Regions from separate parts of the Homo sapiens genome. Here region 1 is linked to region 2. A link is an interaction called in ENCODE POLR2A ChIA-PET data of the cell type or tissue named here. Cell type or tissue: GM12878. All regions are shown on one strand. Each heading gives the region's core, and the rest is flanking DNA. Links, peaks and the distances in the headings are about the cores only.

The links. ChIA-PET counts read pairs that join two places held together with the same protein. Peaks named below come from ENCODE experiments on the same cell type or tissue, not always from the same donor. Only the 100,000 strongest peaks of a DNase experiment are listed, where the experiment ranks them.
Region 1: POLR2A ChIA-PET joins it to region 2 with 6 read pairs; 2 of 35 experiments call an interaction of 5 or more read pairs at or near these places.

The regions. Positions count from the first base shown.
Region 1 is chr16:21,957,725-21,960,643 of GRCh38, forward strand. UQCRC2 (ubiquinol-cytochrome c reductase core protein 2) reads left to right here. Exons shown (of 14, transcript NM_003366.4): 4 at 811-875. It also overlaps a transcript of PDZD9 not described here. Among named protein-coding and RNA genes, the nearest start is that of UQCRC2, 5.8 kb to the left of the region's middle. In GM12878, for the core only: no CTCF peak of the experiment used is centred there; no DNase peak of the experiment used is centred there; H3K4me3 peaks cover 316 bases; H3K27ac peaks cover 1,340 bases.
Region 2 is chr16:22,131,722-22,134,640 of GRCh38, forward strand. VWA3A (von Willebrand factor A domain containing 3A) reads left to right here. Exons shown (of 34, transcript NM_173615.5): 19 at 1-8; 20 at 1,179-1,374; 21 at 2,647-2,717. Among named protein-coding and RNA genes, the nearest start is that of SDR42E2, 29 kb to the right of the region's middle. In GM12878, for the core only: no CTCF peak of the experiment used is centred there; no DNase peak of the experiment used is centred there.

The DNA of each region.
Region 1 (2,919 bases), core at 213-2,712, 170 kb before region 2:
TACAGTTCTAGAGGCTAGAAGTCCAAGTCAAGGTGTCTAAGCCAAGCCAAGATATCAGCAGGGCTGTGATCCCTCTAAAGGTTCTAGGAAGGCACAAATCCTCCCCTGCCTGTTCCTAGCTTCCAGCAGTTGCCCACAACCCTTCATGTTCCTTGACCTGCAACTGCATCACTGCAGTCTCTGCCTTTGTTGTCACATGGCCTTCCTTCTGTCTGTGTCCACATTTCCTCCTGATAAGGATACCAGTTACATTAGATTTAGTGCCCACTATAATTCAATATGATGTCATCTTAAGTACTTAAATCTGCAGAGACCTTATTACCAAATAAAGTAACATGCAAATATTCTGGCTGGACATAAATTTGGGGGGGAACACTGTTAAACCCAGTACTGTCCCCTAATGTAAAATGAGAAACCACAAGATATTTGCCACAGAGAAGCACTAAATTAGTATCCATATGAATGTTGATGTTAGAGCATAAGAAATCAGTAAACAAATTTTTAACAGGAAGTGCCGCAAATTGAAAGAAAATTAACTCTTTTTTTCCCATATACAAGTCTCTTTCAGAATAGACTAATGAATCCAGTAAGCTTGTATTTGACAGTGGAAATTTTACATGAATGTACTTAATGTAAAAATGTATACTTAAGCTTTTTGTTGAGCCTTGTTTTATAATTCTTAACTAAAAAGGATGCAGGAATTTAGTAAAATTCTTTTTAAATCTGCTCACAACAGATTTTGATATAGTGTGATGTTTGGCAAACTTGGCATTGAAAAGCTACAAAGATAATCATTCTTTCTTTTTCAAGACGACAAAAGGAGCTTCATCTTTCAAGATAACCCGTGGAATTGAAGCAGTTGGTGGCAAATTAAGGTTTGTTAAATAAGTAATAGAAAATAGTGAAAATGCCAGAAAATATTCAATTTTAAGGGAACTTTTCTCTGTTATCAAGGAGGTTGAGGATTTCTTAAGCAACATAAGAAGGAAAAGACTGATGAATTTGAGTATATCAAACTGTAAAACATCTTTATGTCTTAAAGTAAAAATTTAAGTAACTGTCTGGGAGTAGATATCTGCAATATATAGGCATACCTCAGAGATGTTGCAGGTTCTGTTCCAGACCACCACAATGAAGGGAATATTGCAGCAAAGCAAGTCATAGGAATTTTGTGGTTTCCCAGTGCATATAAAAGTTATGTTTACACTATACTGTGGTCTACTAAGTGTACAATGACATTTTGTCTTGGAAAAAAAGTACATAACCTTAATTTTAAAATATTTTATTGCTTTAAAAATGTTAACAGTTATCTGAATCTTCAGCAAGTCATAATCTTTGCTGGTGGAGGGTCTTGCCTCCACGTTAATGGCTGATGACTGATCAAGGTGGTGGTTGCTGAAGGTGGTGGTGACTGATAATTTCTTAAAATCAGACAACAGTGAAGTTTGCTGCATTGATTGACTCTTCCTTTTGTGAAAGACTTCTCTGTAGCATGAGATGTTGTTTTTAGCCGTTTACCCACAGAACTTCTTTCAAAATTAGTCAGTCATCTCAAACCTTACCACTTTTTTATCAACCAAGATTATGTAATATTCTTTTTTATCATTTCGACAGTGTTCACAGCATCTTCAACCAGGAGCAGATTCTATCTCAAGAAACCACTTTGTTTGCTCATCCATAAGAAGCATCTCCTCATCTGTTCAAGCTTTATCATAAGATTGCAGCCATTCAGTCACATCTTCAGGCCCCACTTCTAGTTCTCTTGCTACTCCCACCATAGTTGCAGTTTCTTCCCCCTCTGAAGTCTTGCCTCTCAGAGTCATCCATAAGGGTTGGAATTGGCTTCTTCCAAACTCACGTTAATGTTGATACTTTGACATCCTCCCATGAGTCACAAATGTTCTTAATGGTGTCTAGAATGGTGAATTCTTTCCAGAAAGTTTTTTAATTTACTTTGCCCAGATCCATCAGCGTCTTCACTATCTGTGGTAGCTGTAGCCTTACAAAATGTATTTCTTAAATAATAAGACTTGAAAATAAAAATTACTCCTTGATCCATGGGGTGCAGAAGGGATGTTCTATTAGCAGGCATGAAAACAGTGTCAATCTCCTTGTACATCTGCATCAGAGCTCTTGGCATTGTTGCAGTAATAATTTGAAAGGAATCTTTTTTCTGAGCAATGGGCTTAAAATATTCAGTCAACCATGCTATAAACAGATGTACTATCATCCAGGCTTTTTTGTTCATTTACAGAGCATAGGCAGAGTAGATTTAGCATAATTCCTAAGGGCTCTAGGATTTTGAGAATGGTAAATGACCTCATCCTAAAGTCACCAGCTGCATTAGTCCCCAACAAGAGTCAGCTTGTCGTTTGAAGCTTTGACGCCAGGCATTGACTTCTCTAGCTACGAATGTCCTGGACGGCATCTTCCAATGTAAGGCTGTTTTGTCAGCATTGAAAATCTGTGGTTTAGTGTAGCCACCTTCATCGATGATCTTATGTAGATCTTCTGGATAACGTGCTGCAGCTTCTATATTAGCATTTGCTGCTTCACTGTGTACTATTATATTAAGAAGATGGCTTCTTTCCTTAAAGCTCATGAACTAACCACGGCTAGCTTCAGACTTTTCTTCTGCATCTCACCTCTCTCAGCCTTCATATAATTGAAGAGAGTTAGGGCATTGCTCTGGATTAAGCTTTGACTTAAGGGAATACAGTTTGATCTAATCCAGACCAGTAAAACTCTGTATTATCAGCAATAAGTCTGTCTTGCTTTCATATCATTTATGTGTTCAGTGGAGTAGCACTATTAGTTTTCTTCAAGAACTGCACTGGTGCAAGAGGCCTAGCTTTTGACCTGTATCCGTTTTTAACATGCCTTCCTGACTTCCTTAGAAGCTTAATCCTTTCTAGCTTC
Region 2 (2,919 bases), core at 91-2,590:
AGGACATGGTGGGTAGGCCACGTCCTGGGTGTCCATTATCCTTTGCGACCTCATCCGTCTTCCCCCAGGTGGATACCTTGCCAAGGTTTCTGCAGCATGATTTCTAAACCAGTGCTTCTCAAACTTTAATGTATAGACAAGCACCTAAGGATGCTGTTAAAATGCAGGCCCTGGAGACCAGCCTGGGCAATATAGTGAGACCACATTTCTGTAAAAATTTTTAAAATAACCTGCCATGGTGGCACATGCCTGTACTCCCAGCTACTCAGGAGGCTGGGGTGGGAGGATCTCTTGAGCCCAGGTGCTCGAGACCAGCCTGGACAACATAGCAACAAGACCCCATCTCTACAAAAATAAAATTTAAAAAATTAACCAGATGTAGCCAGGCACAGTGGCTCATGCATGTAATCCCAGCACTTTGGGAGGCTGAGGCAGGCAGATCACCTGAGGTCGGGAGTTTGAGGCCACCTTGACCAACATGGAGAAACTCCATCTCTACTAAAAATACAAAATTAGCTGGGCGTGGTGGCACATTCCTGTAATCCCAGCTACTCGGGAGGCTGAGGCAGGAGAATCGCTTGAACCTGGAGGGGGAGGTTGCGGTGAGCTGAGATCACACCATTGCACTCCAGCCTGGGCGACAAAAGCGAAACTCCATCTCAAAAAAAAAAAAAAAATTAACCAGGTGTGGTGACATGTGCCTGTAGTCACAGCTACTTAGGAGGCTGAGGCAGAAGGATTGCTTGAGCCCAGCAGGTCAAAGCTGCAGCAAGCTATGTTTATGACCCTGCACTCCAGCCTAGGCAACAGAGCGAGACCCTGTCTCTTTAAAATACATACATACATACATACATACCTACATAGTGCAGATCCTGGTTCAGTAGGTCTGGGGTGGAGCCTGGGAGTCTGCATTTCTGGCAGGCTTCCAGGGGATGTGGATGCTACTGGTCTAGAACATGCCTGGTATCAGGAGGCTCTCAGGTCCAGCTCCCCAACCACACTCTGTTAAAATATTGAGAGAAACTGCAACCCAGCCTCATCTCTTTCCATCCTTGTGCCAAGGACTGGACCAGGCACAGAGAAGGCCCTGGAGAAACATGGCCAGGCTGGGCTGCCCAGAGCCCCACAGCTTCAAGGCCCTCAGCTGCTGGCCCCTCCTACCTTCTCTTCCCCACCAGCCTACACTCAGTGCCTACATGGCTGAGGCCTGTGGCGGCTGCGACCTCCAGCTGAACGTGTGTCTCTTCTACGTGGGCGAGCCAAAGATGGACACCACACCCCCTGCCCGCTATGCCAGTCACACTGACACAGCCGCCGCCTACAAGGAGGTCACCCGGGCTGCAGGTGGCCGCTTCCACTGGTTTGGAGACACAGGTACATGACTGTTTCCTCATCCCTTCAGCTCATTCCAAACAGTTGTCTCAGCACCAGCATAGCTCCCTTAGACCACAGATGTATTCCAGAAAAGCAGCTTGTGAAAATCACATTTTAAAATGTAAAACTGTTCCTCTGAAGATAGATAGCAGTGATGGTTGAACAACAATGTGAATGCACTTAATGCCACTGAATTGTACAATTTTAAGTGATTGAAATAGTAAGTTTGATGTTATGTATATTTTACTGCAATTTTTTTAACTTAAAAGAAGTAGGCCAGGAACAGTGGCTCATACCCACAATCCCAGCAGTTTGAGAGGCCAACGTGGTCAGATCGCTTGAGATCAGGACTTTGAGAACAGCCTGGCCAACATGGTGAAACTCTATTAAAAATACAAAAAAATTAGCCGGGTGTGATGGCACATACCTGTAGTCCCAGCTACTCGGGAGGCTGAGGTACAAGAAAATCGCTTGAACCCAGGAAGCGGAGGTTGCAGTGAGCAGAGATCACACCACTACACTCCAGCCTGGGTGACAGAGCAAAACTCTGTCTCAAAAAAAAAAAAAAAAAAAGAAGAAGAAGAAGTAAAACTCTAAAAGTATATTATGAGTCAGGTGGTGGCTCACACCTGTAATCTCAGCACTTTGGAAAGTTGAGGCGAGCGGATTGCTTGAATCCAGTTCAAGACCATCCTGGGCAACATAGCAAGATTCTGCCTTTACAAAAAAATTAAAAATTAAAAAATATATAATTTAGAATGTCATAGAATGTCAGAGCTAGAAGGCACCCTGAACATCCCTTAGATTGTTTTTCAAAGGGTGGTGTGTTCACAGCACATGGTTGGCAAGATAGTTGTACATGGTACAAAAAGCAACATTTTTTTTAGAGACGGGGTCTCCCTCTGTCACCCAGGCTGGAGTGCAGTGGTGCCATCATACTTCACTGCAGCCTCAACCTCCTGGATTCAAGCAATCCTCCCACCCCAGCCTCCTGAGCAGCTGGGACTACAGGTGTCCACCACCACGCCCAGTTAATTTTTTAAATTTTTTTTTATAGAGAAGGGGTCTCACTATATTGCCCAGGCTGGTGTTGAACTCCCAACCTCAAGCAATCCTCCCTCCTCAGCCTCCCAAATGCTGGGATTACAGGAGTAAGCCACCATTCCCAGCCCTCAAGTCACCTCCAGGTGGCTTTCTAGTATCCAGATGATGGGGACGCTTGCCAGGATCCACACCCTGTCTCACCTTGCTCACGATGTGCTTTGTTTCCAGGCATTTATGAGAGCGATGACATCAACTCCATCATGTCTGAGATGGAAAAGGCTCTCAACTACTCCCAAAAGGTATGCCCTGGGCATGGGCCAATGACTGCACTGCCTTTTGTATTCATTTCCTGGGGCTACCATAACTGCCACAAACTGGGTGGCTTAAAATAACAACCATTGATTCTCTCACTTCCAGAGGCTGGAAGTCTGAAATCAAGGTGTCAGCAGGGCCAGGCTCCCTCTGAAGGCTTTGGGTAGAATCTTTCCTTGCCCCTCCCTG